2 separate regions of the Homo sapiens genome follow, and region 2 is linked to region 1. Evidence: read pairs that join two places in POLR2A ChIA-PET (ENCODE). Cell type or tissue: PC-3. All regions are shown on one strand. Each heading gives the region's core, and the rest is flanking DNA. Links, peaks and the distances in the headings are about the cores only.

Evidence for each region. ChIA-PET counts read pairs that join two places held together with the same protein. Peaks named below come from ENCODE experiments on the same cell type or tissue, not always from the same donor. Only the 100,000 strongest peaks of a DNase experiment are listed, where the experiment ranks them.
Region 2: POLR2A ChIA-PET joins it to region 1 with 5 read pairs; 4 of 35 experiments call an interaction of 5 or more read pairs at or near these places.

The regions. Positions count from the first base shown.
Region 1 is chr3:113,707,809-113,715,884 of GRCh38, forward strand. No RefSeq gene overlaps it. Among named protein-coding and RNA genes, the nearest start is that of USF3, 15 kb to the left of the region's middle. In PC-3, for the core only: no CTCF peak of the experiment used is centred there; a DNase peak (open chromatin) is centred at 4,543; H3K27ac peaks cover 583 bases.
Region 2 is chr3:113,790,169-113,796,706 of GRCh38, forward strand. ATP6V1A (ATPase H+ transporting V1 subunit A) reads left to right here. Exons shown (of 15, transcript NM_001690.4): 9 at 4,704-4,826; 10 at 4,922-5,036; 11 at 5,708-5,771. Among named protein-coding and RNA genes, the nearest start is that of GRAMD1C, 45 kb to the right of the region's middle. In PC-3, for the core only: no CTCF peak of the experiment used is centred there; no DNase peak of the experiment used is centred there.

The DNA.
Region 1 (8,076 bases), core at 1,659-6,658:
AAAAGAACTTAAACAGAACTACCATTTGACCCAGCATCCCATTGTTTGGTATATACCCAAAGGAATGTGAATTGTTCTACCATAAAGACACATGCACACCTTTGTTCGCCACAGCACTATTTACAATAGCAAACAGATGGACTCAACCTAAATGCCCATCAGTGATAGACTGGATAAAGAAAATATGACACATACACACCATGGCATACTATGCAGCCATAAAAAAGAAAAAGATCATGTCCTTTGCAGCAATATGAATGGAGCTAGAGGCCACTATCCTAAGTGAATAAATACAACAGAACAGAAAAGCAAATACCGAATGTTCTCACTTATAAGTGGGAGCTAAACGTTGATTACACACGAACCTAAAGAAGGGAACAGACACCAGAGCCTACTTGAGGGTAGAGGGTGGGAGGAGGGTGAGGATCCAAAAACTACCTATGGGGTACTATGCTTATTATCTGGGTAATAAAACAATATGTACACCAACCCTCATGACACGCAATTTACCAATATAAGAAACTTGCATATGTACCCTTGAACCTAAAATAACAGTTTAAATAAATAATAAAATAAAGCACTCAAATTACTATGACATTTGGATAACCAGCAATGAGAACGGTTCAGCAATAACGGTTCATCCTTGTCAGCTTTCCTGCTAGAAACTAAATATGTATTCCTTGTCTTTGAAAAGAGCAATATGACACCAATATAGATACATTATCCTTTTCTGTGAAATCCATTATTTTCTTCTTATGCTACGTTATCTATCACAATTTATTATATTCCATGGGACATATATCATGCTTTGAAATATCCTCCAATGGGTTTACACCTTCAACTTCAAACACTGGAAAGACTTTTTTTTTTTTAAAAACAAGGTCTCACTCTGTTGCCAGGCTGGAGTGTGGTGGCGCAATCTCGGCTCACTGCAACCTCTGCCTGCCAGGCTCGAAGCATCCTGCCACCTTTCAGCCTCCCAAGTAGCTGGGACTACAGGCATGTGCCACCACACCCAGCTAATTTTTGTATTTTTAGTAGAGACAGGGTTTCACCCTGTTGCCCAGCCTGGTCTCAAACTCCCGAGCTCAAGTGATCTGCCCACCTCCGCCTCCCAAAGTGCCGTGACTATAGGTGTAAGCCACCATGCCTGGCCTGGAAAGACTATTCTTTGTGGTTAATAGTTCCAAACTCCCTCCAAAAATATTAGTAAAAGTTTAAAATATTGCAAGAGTTACCAAAATATGATACAGAGACATGAAGTGAGCACATGCCGTTGGAAGAATGGCACTGACAGACTTGCTCCATGCAGGGTTGACACAAACCTTCAATTTGAAAAAAGTGCAATATCTGTGAAGCTCAATAAAGGAAACTGCAATACAACATGATATTCCTATAGCTGTACTGAGATATAATTGACCTACAGCAAACTGAACATATATAAAATGTGCAATGTGATAAAGCTTTGACATATGTATACACCTGTGAAACTGCTTCCACAGTAAAAAATGAGCATATTTTTCTTGCTCCTCAAATTACCTCATGCTAATTAATTCCCTCCTCTGGCCTTATCCTATTCTCCAGGCAACCACTAATGTACTTTCAGTCACTATACATTAGTTTCCATTTTCTAGAATTTTATATACATGAAACTATTCAATATGTACCCTTTTTGTCTCTTCTTGTCTATCTTCTTTCATTCAGTGTATTTACTGTTTTTTCCCCCCTCTTAAAGACAGAGTCTTGTTCTGTTGCCCAGACTGGAGGGCAGTGGCACAATCATAGCTCATTGCAGCCTTGAACTCCTGTGCTCAAGAGATCCTCCTACCTCAGCCTCCCAAGTAACTAGGACTACAGTTGCATGTCACCATGCCTGGATTTTTTTTTTTTTTTTTTTTTTTTGTAGAGACAGACTTGCTATGTTGCCCAGGCTGTTCTCCAACTCCTGGACCCAAGTAATTCTCCTCCTTCAGTCTCCCAGTGTTAAGATTACAGGTAGGAGCCAACATGCCCAGCCTGTATTTACTGTTTTTAAAAAAACTGCCAAACTGCTTTGCAAAGTTTGGGTACTATTTTATATTCCCACTAGTAGTATATAAGAGTTTGAATTTTTCCACATTCTTGGCGACACTTTATATGGTCAGTCTAATAATTTTCATCTTATTATTATTTTTTTTGAGACTGGGTCTTGCTCTCTTGCTCAGGCTTTATTGCAGTGGTGTGATCACGGCTCACTGCAAACTCCTGGGCTCAGGTGATCCACCCACCTCAGCCTCCTGAGTAGCTGGGACTACAGGTGTACACCACTATGCCTGGCTAGTTCTTGTATTTTTAGTAGAGATGGGGTTTCACCACGTCCCAGGCTAGTCTTGAACTCCTGGGCTCAAGAGATCTGCCTGTCTTGGCCTCCCAAAGTGCTGGTATTACAAGTATGAGCCACCGCGCTCGGCCATGATCAGTCTATTTAAATTCTCATCATTCTAATAGGCACATAATGATATTTCATTATGACCTTAATTTGCATTTCCCTATTTACTAATGATGCTGCACATCTTTACATGTGCTTATTAGCCATTTATATGAATTGATGAAGTGTTGTTCAAATGTCTTGCCCATTTTTACTGGGCTGTTTTTTGTTTACTGAGTTTCCAGGGTTCTTTATATATTCTGATTACAAAACCTTTTTCAGATATATGCTATGCAAATGGTTTTTCCCAGTTCCCAGTTTGTATTTTCATTTTCTTATCTTTCACGTAGTAATTTTAAATCCAACTTATCAATTATTCCTTTTATGGATTATGCTTATGATGTCATAACTAAGACATCTTTGACTAACACAAGGTCACACAGATTTTCTCATGTTTTTTCTTCTAGATGCTTTTCAGTTTTATATTTAGATTCATTCTGTATTTTAAATTAATTTTTGCATATCGTGGAGGTGTGGATCAAAGTTTATACATTTTATTGGAAAATCCATTTCTTCCAACATTGGTTGTTGAAAAGACTATCTTTCCTCCACTGAATTGTTTGTATCTGGGACAAAAATCAAGTGACCATATATTCACTGATGCATTTTCGGACTCTTATTCCATTCCATTGATATATTTGTGGGCATTGACACCAACACCACACTGTCTTTATGCAGCTTTATGTGTCTTAAAGTCAAGTAGTGTTAAGTCCTCCAGTTGTGTTTTCCTTTTATAAATCGTATTAACTCTTTTCTTCACGTTTCCATGTAGACCTAAGCTCATCAATTTAAACAGGAAAACACAAGCCTTCAGTGTTTTTGACTGAGATATATATAATTTGATATGAGGACAAGTGACAACAATATTGAGTTTTGAGATTTATGAACATGTTATATTTCTGCATTTATTTGGATCTTTAAAAATGTTTCCCAGCAGTGTTTTATAACTTTTCGTATACATGTCTTACATATATTTTGTTAAATGTATCTCTAAATCTTTTTACATTGTTATATTATTAATTTTCCATTTCAAATTTTTTAATTGCTGGAAATACAACTGATGTTTGTATTTTGTGACCTTACTACACTCCTTTATTAATTCTAGTAGCTTTTTTTTAAAAAAGATAATCTTAATGTTTTCTACTTAATCATCTGTAAATAAAACCATTTTACTTCGTTACAATCTGCATACTTTTCTTGTTTTATTGGACTGGCTAGTCTAATATACAATTTTGCACTTACTGAAATCCACTGCAATATTGTATGGCAATGGTGAGAGCAGCCATCCTTGCCTTCGTCCCAAACTTAGTGGTAAGGCATTCAGTCTTTCACCATCAAGTATGGTGAAAGCTCTTATAGATAACTTTTTCAGATTAAATAAATTCCTTTTTATTCCTATATTGTTCTAACTCTTAAAAAATCATGAATGGGTGTTGAATTTTGTTGAATACCTTTTTCCTGCATCTATTGAGATAATAATTTAAAGATCGTTAATATGATAAATTACACAAATTAGTTTTCAATTGTTAAATCAACCTCTCATTCTTGAGACTAATCCTATTTGATCATAATATATCCTTTTAATATATTGCTGGATTTGATCTGCTAATACTTTCTTAAGGATTTTCCAGTCATAATTCATGAGAGATATCGGTCTATAGTTTTCTTATAATGTCTTTGTCTGGTTTTAGTGTTGGTATAATGCTGTCCTCATAAAATGAGTTATGCAGTATTCTTTTCTATTTTCTTGGAGTAGGTAGGATTGGTATCACATCTTCCTTAAATATTTGATAGAATTCACAAAAGAGGCCATCGGGCCTGGGATTTCTTTGTAGGGAGGATTTTAACTACAAATTCAATTTCCTTTATATATACGAGACTATTCAGGTTTCCTATTTCTTTTTCTTATGAAAACAGCTTTACTGATATTGTTGCACACCATACAATTCACCTATTATGACCGAACAATAGCTCTTTCTGTGGATATAGTTGATGGACACTTGGGTTGTTCTCACCCTTTGGCTATTATGAATGCTATGAATACTCATGTACAAGTTATCATGTGGACATTTCTGATGTATATGTTGCTGAGTCATATGGTGACTGTCTAACTTTTACAAACCTCAGACTTTCCTCTTAAATAACGTTAGTAATTTGTCTTTCAAAAAATATGTCCATTTCATCTAAGTTGTTGTATTGGATGAATTGATTATCCTTTTATTCTAGGTTCTGTAGTGTTGTCCCCTGCCATTACTGATATCAGTAATTTGTGTCTTCTCTGTTCTTTGGTCAGTCTAGATAGAAGTTTATCAATCTTATTTTTTCAAAGTGGCAGTTGCTTTGTTTGTTGTTTTGTCTTCAATCTCATTGGTTTCTGCTCTTTATTTTTTCCTTTTCAGCTTACTTTAGGTTTAACTAGTTCTTGTTTTTCTAGTTTCTTAAGATGGAAACTTAAGATCTTTTATTTAAGATATTTTTCCTCCCATACACATTTAATGCTGTAAATTACCCTTTAAGCATGTTTAGCTGCTTGCTGCAGCTTTTGATATATTTTCATTTTCCTTCTGTTCAAAATATTCTCATTTCTCTTGCAACAGCTTCTTAGACATGATTTAGAAATGTTTAATTTTCAGATTATTTATTTTCTAGATATTAAGCTTCTTAAATATATTTTGACCTTTTTTTTTTTTTTTTTTTTGAGACTGAGTTTTGCTCTTGTCCAGGTTGGAGTGCAATGGCACGATCTCAGCTCACTGCAACCTCCCCCTCCCGGGTTCAAGCGATTCTTCTACCTCAGCATCCCAAGTAGCCATGCTCAGCTAATTTTTTGATCTTGGCTCACTGCAACCTCTGCCTCCCGGGTTCAAGTGATTCTCCTACCTCAGCTTCCCAAGCTGCCACGCCCAGCTAATTTTTTTTATTTTTAGTAGAGATAGGGTTTCACCATGTTGGTCAGCTGGTCTCAAACTCCAGACCTCAGGTGATCCACCCACCTTGGCTTCTCAAAGTGCTAGTATTTTGACTTATAACCCAAGATATGGTCTATTTTGGTTAATTTTTTTAAAAAAGCACTTTATTGAGGTATGATTGACATACAAAAAAGCTGTACATATCTAAAGTATACAACTTGAGGAGTTTGGAGATAAGTATCCACCCATGAACCCATCACAATGCCATAAACATATCATGCCCAAAATTTCCTCTCAGCCTCTATTGTTTTGTGATTTAAAAACTTACATGTAAGATTTATCTGTAACATATACTTAAAAAATATTTTTATTAAGTATTAATAAAAATATATTTTAAGTATATATTACAGTATTGTTAATTAAAAGCACTGTTGTATTTATTATTAATAAAAATATATTTTAAGTATATATTACAGTATTGTTAATTATAAGCACTATGTTGTATGGTAGCATCAATCACAGTGCCTGATACATGGTAAGCTCTCAGTAAGTTTTGTATTTTTTTGAGACGGAGTTTCGCTCTTGTTGCCCAGGCTGGAGTGCAACCTCTGCTTCCTGGGTTCAAGCAGTTCTCCTGCCTTAGCCTCCCAAGTAGCTGGGATTACAGGCATGTGCCACCATGCCCGTCTAATTTTGTATTTCTAGTAGAGGCGGGGCTTCTCCACGTTGGTTAGGCTGGTCTCGAACCCACGACCTCAGGTGATCCACCTGCCTCAGACTCCCAAAGTGCTGGGATTACAGGCGTGAACCACCGTGTCCGGCCAATAAGTTTTATTGTAATGAATGAACCCAATGCAACATTAGGCAAAAGTAAAGCCATATTTTAAAAAATTGTCTATTAGAATGTTTTTGATCTTTTATCAAAATATCGCAATGCTTTTCTTAGGAGCTCTTTAAACAGTTAAATTTGAGTTTTTTTAACCCCTCTCCCAAGTTCTTAATGCAGAATTTTTGTCCTTTTAAATGCATACGTTAAATCTGACCATATATTTTTTTTTCCTTTTGAGACGGAGTCTTGCTTTGTTCCCCAGGCTGGAGTGCAGTGGTGCAATTTCTGCTCACTGCAAACACCGCTTCCAGGGTTCACGCCATTCTCCTGCCTCAGCCTCCCGAGTAGCTGGGACTACAGGTGCCTGCCACTGCGCCCGGCCAATTTTTTGTATTTTTAGTAGAGACGGGGTTTCACCGTGTTAGCCAGGATGGTCTCGATCTCCTGACCTCATGATCCACCCGCCTCAGCCTCCCAAAGTGCTGGGACTACAGGCGTGAGCCACCACTTAAGCTTATAAATTTGCAAAGCTCTGGAGTTGGGCTACATGTTCAGTTATTTCCCCCCAGTTTTTGTTTTGATCAATTACTTTAGTCCTAGATTATTTCCAATAGCTAAGTTATCTCATATCTGCTACGGGACACATCTTTCCTGTGGTGCTACCATGCCTCAGTGGAGATATTTAATTCTCTAAGCACACTTATCATTTTTGTTCACTCTTAGATGTCTAAATAACCATATGACACAATAATTACTCATTTTGTTTGTAGTAATAGAACCAAAACTCAAAACTAATTTAAATAAGTCGTCTTCAAAATTCTGTAAAAATATGCCTCTCATGCCAACATAGTATCTCATGGGAATTGAAAAAAATGTTATGTTTATTTTCTACTAGACTGTTAAGCATCTCCAGGGAAGGGCCATACTCATCTTTTTAACTGTCAGCACTTATCTCTTATGAGTACATTCCATGACCAAATTTCACATAAGGCAGTGTACTATGCCCTGCAAGTTACAAGGAGCACCTTTTGTTGTTGTTGTTTTTTTTTTAAATGTCAATGATTGGTGATAATCCACATTCTAAACTTGTCCCAGGGTACATTATATAGGCTAAACTTCCATTTGCTGTGAAGGGACTCTAGACAATTCTATGTAGGGAAGAAAGGTTTGGCAAGAAAAGACCAAGCTAGTAGGTACTGAGCAGTTGTGGAAGTTACACTTGAAGGAGTTAGCACTGTTGTAACTATAACAAAGCAAGTAAGACAATCAGGAAACTTGCAGATAATTGTAACCAAGGTCATACAGATTTGCTTATATGTAAAACAAACTGAATCAAGTCCCCCTAGTACATCATCTGGGGAAGAACTGTTAATCAGAAACTAAAATGATGAAGGAAAGAATTTACTCTTTGGATCCTGATGCAAAAGGTCAAGTTGTGAAGTAGGTCACTCATTTGTCTGATGATATGATCTCTAGCTGTCACCAGAGCGGAGCTAGTCTGTTTTTAAACTGTAGCATGAAAAAGGCCATTTAGAATGAGATAAGCTACATTGAGTCCAGGGACACAAGCTACGTATGATGGAATCAGAACCTCTACAATGTTAGGTTGGGCACAGTGGCTCACGCCTGTAATCCCAGCACTTTGGGAGGCCGAGGTGGGAGGATCACCTGAGGCCAGAAGTTCGAGAAGAGGCCGGTCAACATGGTGAAACCCCGTCTCCACTAAAAGTACAAAAAATAGCTGGGCATGGTGGTGCCTGTCTGTAATCCCAGCTACTCAGGAGGCCGAGACAGAATTGCTTGAATCTAGGTGGCGGAGATTGCAGTGAGCCGAGATTGCGCCACTGTGCTCCATCCTGGGTGATAGAATG
Region 2 (6,538 bases), core at 1-5,000, 81 kb after region 1:
GCTGAGACAGGAGAATTGCTTGAATCCGGGAGGCTGAGACAGGAGAATTGCTTGAATCCGGGAGGCAGAGGTTGCAGCGAGCCGAGATCGCGCCACTGCACTCCAGCCTGAGCGACAGAGCAAGACTCTGTCTCAAAAAAAAAAAAAAAAAAAAAAAAATTTACTTACTATGTCTTCAGAATAAGTGAATGTAAGACATTTATAGAGCTGTCTCAATCTTTTTAATGACTGTAAAATGATCTTATACTACCTTTTTTCACTACATGTTTTATCATTGATCTAGTTTTAAATATACTTGTACCTTTGTAACTTGAATTATCAGCTTTGAATTAATATATTTTGTCTGGGGATATAAAAGATAAGACAATTCATGTGTTAATGACCTTTCATCTTTGGTTCCGTTTCCATCCCAGCTTTTATTTCTACATTTTCAGGATTTATAAAACTTACATTCTATTCTGTAGCCATAAAGCCAATATTTGAATTAGCTGTAGACCTACATTAAAATGGAGTTAATGCTCACCAACAGTCCCTTGGCTATAATTTCTCCATTTCTTGATTGGCTAAGATTTGACTTTTGGAAGTTTCTTCAAGAAGACTTATGGCAACTGTGTTCTCTGAATTCTTGTTTCTTCATAAATTTATTTTTTTTCTACTGCCTTTAAACTTTAATAGTAGTTTGGCTGAGTATAAAATTCTTGATCAATATTTCTTTCTGTGAGAACTAGTATTAAATGCTGGGGACATTAAAAGCTGAAGCTGGCCTCTTTTTTTCCTTTTGTAGGTGATTTTTCTCTTTTCCCAAAGGACTTTCTCTTTAAATTTGAAGTCTCTTAACTTTATTAAGATATATTCCAATATTGATAGTTTCATTAAATTTTTCTGGATACATAATGTGCCCTTTTCATCTATGAAATATGTCTTTTATTTTGGAAAAATTTAGAAAATTGCATCTGAAACTTTTTCATTATGGCTGTCTTCTTCAAATATACCAACTAGACATGTTAGGTTTTTGTTATCTATTTTCCATGTGCATCATTTCCTCTCTACTCCTTTTTATTTAGCCTTGTGTCTGTTCACAGGATAAATGGTATTTATTCTTTGTGTTGCTTCTAATGAAACCTTCACTTCTATTTCTTTTTGTTCTTTCAGCTCATCAAGTATCTCTTCTTATCTTACTCCATATGCCTTGAGATTTTATTTTGTAGTAGGCTGCATTATTAGGGTTTTTTTTTTTTTTTAACTGTGGTCACAGTTTTCATTTATTCTTTGACAAGTTATTTGACCATCATTGTATTCTTCTCTTCTGTCTTTTTCCTTATTTTATTTTTGTTTAGATATCCTGTACTGATATTTATTATTACTATTACTCATCTTTGTAGGAGATGAGAGGGCTGGCTGTGACTGTGTACCAGGGTAGCAGGAATTCTTCATGGTAACTTGTGAAGTTTATTATGGCATGCAGCTGTGTAAAAAAGCTATTTTACTCTTCTTGCCTGATACCAGAAATCAGCAGCTGTAAGACCATTCACAGTGAATTCTCCTCTGTCTCACCCACTTTTCATTTAGTGAAAATAGGGAGTACCTACTTGTGTTTTATTCATCCCTATCTTCCTGCTTCTCTTTGATGCCAAACTGAGTACAAGGAACTCCTTCCTGCGACTGGCCATGTAGCTTTTTGCAGTGTTCCAAACAAAGCACTCTTGCTTTGTTTGGAAACAAACAAGGCACTTGAAGATGTGCCTTCAAGTTTGCAGAAGCTTTATCTGAGATGCATGGCCTCAGATGAATTCTTGGCATTTTTCCATACCCTTATTTGGTTTTCACCTTATTTAGGTGACTTTTTAAATTATATTGTTGTGGGACTATGTCTCCTAGTTTTTAATGACTAAATTTGTATTTCTGTATTTCTTGTTCTCCTTGTTTGGAGGTAAGTTTTATGAGGAAGAGACAGTGACATATTCATCTACCATTTTAAGAAAGCTACCTTATTCTTTTAAATGGCTGCACAGTATCCCTTTGTATGGATATATCATAATCAATTTAACTGGCATCTTTTTGGTGGACTATTGGATTCTTTATCGTCGTTTACGATAGGCAGCACTAAAACATCCTTAAACATATATTTTTACACTATTCTTTGTATGTTTTGCATGCATGTTTCTTTGCATGTTTTTTTTTTCCTTAGAGACAGGGTCTTGCTCTATCACCCAGGCTGAAGTGCAGTGGCATGTTCATGGCTCACTGCAGCTTTGACCTCCTGGTCTCAAGGGATCCTCTCATCTCAGCCTCCCAAGTAGCTGAGGCTACAGACATGAGCCACCATGCCTGGCTAATTTTTTTATTTTCTGTAGAGATGGGGGTCTCACTATGTTGCCCAGGATGGGCAACTTCTAGCCTCAAGAGATCCTCCTGCCTTGGCCTCCCAAAGTCCTGGGATTATAGGCATGAACCACCATGCTTGGCCTCTTTGTACATTTCTTAGGGTAATTTCTTAGAAGCAAAATTCCTGCCAATACAGCTGCTAATTATTATTTTACATTCTGATAGCCCTTCAAAAGGGCTAACTGTGGACAAGAGTTTCTGCTTCTCAACATCTTCACCAATGCTAGTTTTTTCAACACGTTCTTATGATAATTATCAAAGATACGGAAAAGTTGAAAGAATGTTACAGTGAATACCATGTACCCAGCACTTAGATTTGACAATTGAAATTTTAACTATTCTTGCTTTATTAGATACCTGTTCAATCTGTATTTAACAATGAACTAGCATCTTTCTTGTGTGTATGAACCATTTAAAAACTGCCTTGTGTTCATTTTCCTTTTGGATGATAGTTGTTTTTCATACTGATTTCTAGAAACTCTTTTTGGTTTTTTGTTGTTTTTTTTTGTTTGTTTGTTGGTTTTGAGACAAAGTCTCACTCAGTCACCCAGGCTGGAATGCAGTGGTGCGATCTTGGCTCACTGCAGCCTCTGCCTCCTGGATTCAAGCAGTTCTACAACCTCAGCCTCCCGAGTAGCTGGGATTACAGGCATGCACCACCACCACACCTGGCTAATTTTTGTATTTTTAGTAGAGATGGGGTTTCACCATGTTGGCCAGGCTGGTCTCGAACTCCTGACCTCGGGGGATCTGCCCACCTTGGCCTCCCAAAGTGCTGGGATTACAGGCTTGAGCCACCGCGCCTGGCCAGAAACTCTTTGATTAATGAATAAATTCGTCCTTTATCTGTCATGAGTTGCAAATATGTCCCAGCTTGTTTATCTCTTGATTTTGTCTGAGGCATATTTTTCTTGTAGGCACTGATACCTGTAGGTCTGTCAGAGAATTCTCACTTACTCATATGTATCTGTCTTTTCTGCCATTTCTTTCTAATATCACAAGTATCTGTGACATTTCATCACAGATTTAAAACACAGCATGCTTGTATAAGAAAGAATCTGTTCTTATTAGATTGGAATATGTGGTAATTATTGTGTTGTTGAAGCCTTAATATTGATAAGTAATGTTTCCTAAAGACTTTCTTCATGAGACCATTTTATGGATGCCTGAACAGTCAGTATTTTTTATTCTGAAAGATGCAATATGATAAATAGGAAAGTACTGAATTTTCCACTAATTATGTTAATTTTACTTATATAAACCTCTGTTTCTTTACCAGTAAAATAAAAAAACCAAGGCATTATAAAAGTTCCAAAATCTTTTGGAACTTTTATAATATAACTATATATTTTTCCTAATATCTTAGTGTTTCATAGCGCTTTGTACTTTTTAGATGACATTTATTTAATTCACTTCATCTGCCATATATACAAGTATATAGGGCAGGCGTTATTCCATTTTTAATAGGTTAGGAAGCCACACTGGGAAATCAAGTTATTTTGCTAAGGTTAATGACAGAATAGGAACTAGAACCCAACACTCGTTTCTGTATATTAGCTGCTTATAAGTGGTTTACTGTCTAAATTTACAGGATAGGACCTGATCTGCATAGCAGAATAATCTGGACAATTAAGATATTACTCATTTTAATAACATTTGCTACTTTTGAAAAGTAACCACCCAAGCTGATTGGTTAAGGGTTACTTTTGCATGCATACATGTTTGTGTGTGTGTATGTGATATATAGAGAGAAGCTACATTTGAAAATTAATTTCAGACTTAATTATTTCAACAAAGAATAGAGAAAGTCATTTCCTGCTTTCTAAAATGTGCATTATATTAGGGCCAGCTAGGCTATGGCATCAAATAATTCCAAATATATATTTGCTCAATATAATAGATGTTTATTTCAAGTGTTCAGGGCACTCTTTACTCTGTCATTCTGAGCCATGATCCAGCCTGAAATGAGCTCTACCATTTTCAACACATGGCTTCCAAGACTACTGGGAGTTCTTTCCATTTCAGTAGGCCAGAAGGAAGAAAGAGTATGGAAGAGCGTGTGACTTGCCTGACCGTAGAACACATTATTTTGACTTGAGTTTTGTTAGCCAGAGATCAGTTACATGGCCATATCTAAGTGCACAGGATGCTAGGAAACAATTCAGTGTGTGCCCAGAAAAAGAGGAAGAGCAGCTTTGAGGGAGCCACTAGCAGTCTACGTTGTGTACTTATTGCTTTAAGGTTTTCTTAAGGGTGGAAAAAAACAGGATTTTTATATGCTAGCATTGTAACTTATAATAATATTCTTCCCAATTTAGGAATCACACTGTCAGAGTACTTCCGTGACATGGGCTATCATGTCAGTATGATGGCTGACTCTACCTCTAGATGGGCTGAGGCCCTTAGAGAAATCTCTGGTCGTTTAGCTGAAATGCCTGCAGGTAAGTCTGTGTATTGCTTATCATGTAAACAAGACTGATGGGATTTTCGGGGCTGGCTTAGAAACTCTGTTTTAAAATTTCTTTTCATTTTTCAGATAGTGGATATCCAGCCTATCTTGGTGCCCGTCTGGCCTCGTTTTATGAACGAGCAGGCAGGGTGAAATGTCTTGGAAATCCTGAAAGAGAAGGGAGTGTCAGCATTGTAGGAGCGTAAGCACCCACACTATTTACTTTGCAAAAGGAAAAAAGTCACAGATGTATTAAAGAGAGAAAAAAAGTCACTTATTTTAAAGAGAGAATATTTAGCTCCCGCTGGGAGCAGCGGTTCTTAAGGAGGGTTGCACTCCAGAGTCACCTAAGGAGCTCTTTGAAGATGCACATGTTTAGGCAATTTCTACATGTCCTGGTTCCATAGGTTTGACTTTAATTTATATATTTATATGTTTAATTTAGATATTTATTTAATTTTTATAATTTAGAAAATTATAGACATAATAAGGTGAGATTGCATCACGGTAAAAAGAAAGTGAAGATTCGTGATCACTACATAAAGCCATACTTTTTTCTTAGAGCGTTTCCTCCTTGCTTCATCTATTTGATTAGAATAATAAAATTGATTATAATAAAATATCTATCTCATGTCTCATAATAGAAGGTGTTCTGTAGTTTCTATTGTTGTTTACAACTTAAATACTGGCTTTTGTTTAAGATTTTTAGGTAAGATTTTCTTTCCAAAGGTCATTTCTAAAGTTATTTACATTAAAAAGTTATTTACATTAAAATCGACTTTAAAAAAAGTTAACATTTATATATATGTTATTTTTCATAAGCATTTCTAATGACCATTTTTTTTGTAATGACCATATTTTTTTTAAATTTAGAGTTTCTCCACCTGGTGGTGATTTTTCTGATCCAGTTACATCTGCCACTCTTGGTATCGTTCAGGTATGTCTTTCCCTAGTATAGTCAACTTCTGAGCCTTTCCTCCTCTCTGCAGCCCCTGCTGTTCTAATGCGATCTAATGTAATCGTTGTGAAGTATTTAATTTAGTCTCTAAAGGATAGGCAATGGTAAAGTCTGGTTTAGAAACACTCTTAACACAGAGCCTTTAATACTGTCTGTTTTTTTCTTAGCTGTTTACATAGGATTTATAATAAACTTAATAATATATAAGTGGAAAATATAGGTAGCAAAAATTTTATTAGTATTAGAGTAGTATTATCCTTTAAGTCATAGTAACCCTAGTTATAGAAACAAAGAGGCCCAAAAATGTGTAATACCCAGAAGTTATTTCACTTCACAGTATGATCCAAGGCTCTCTTCTGTTTAGTGATAATTCTGAGTCCAGGATTCTTTCCATCTTGTGACTCCACTGTCACCTAGCCTGGTGATCATCTGCATCTAGCTGACACAAGGGAGCTGGGCCTTGTGGAGAAGGCATACCCACCTTTTTTGAACCTTGGATTCAAAAGTGACACAGTCACTCCACTCATTCTATTAGCCACATCCAGGTGAAAGCAAGGCTGGAAAATGCAGTTTCTGCCTAAGCATTTGCTTTCCAGTGACAAGACATGAATTTTAGTGGATAGGTAGCCAGCTTGGCTATTAAAAGAAGCCCAAATAAAAGATGTGTACAAATCAGAGCTATAGTTAAAAAAAAAAAGTGATATGTGTATATTATTCATGTGGGAAAAACAGAATATTTACTTGTG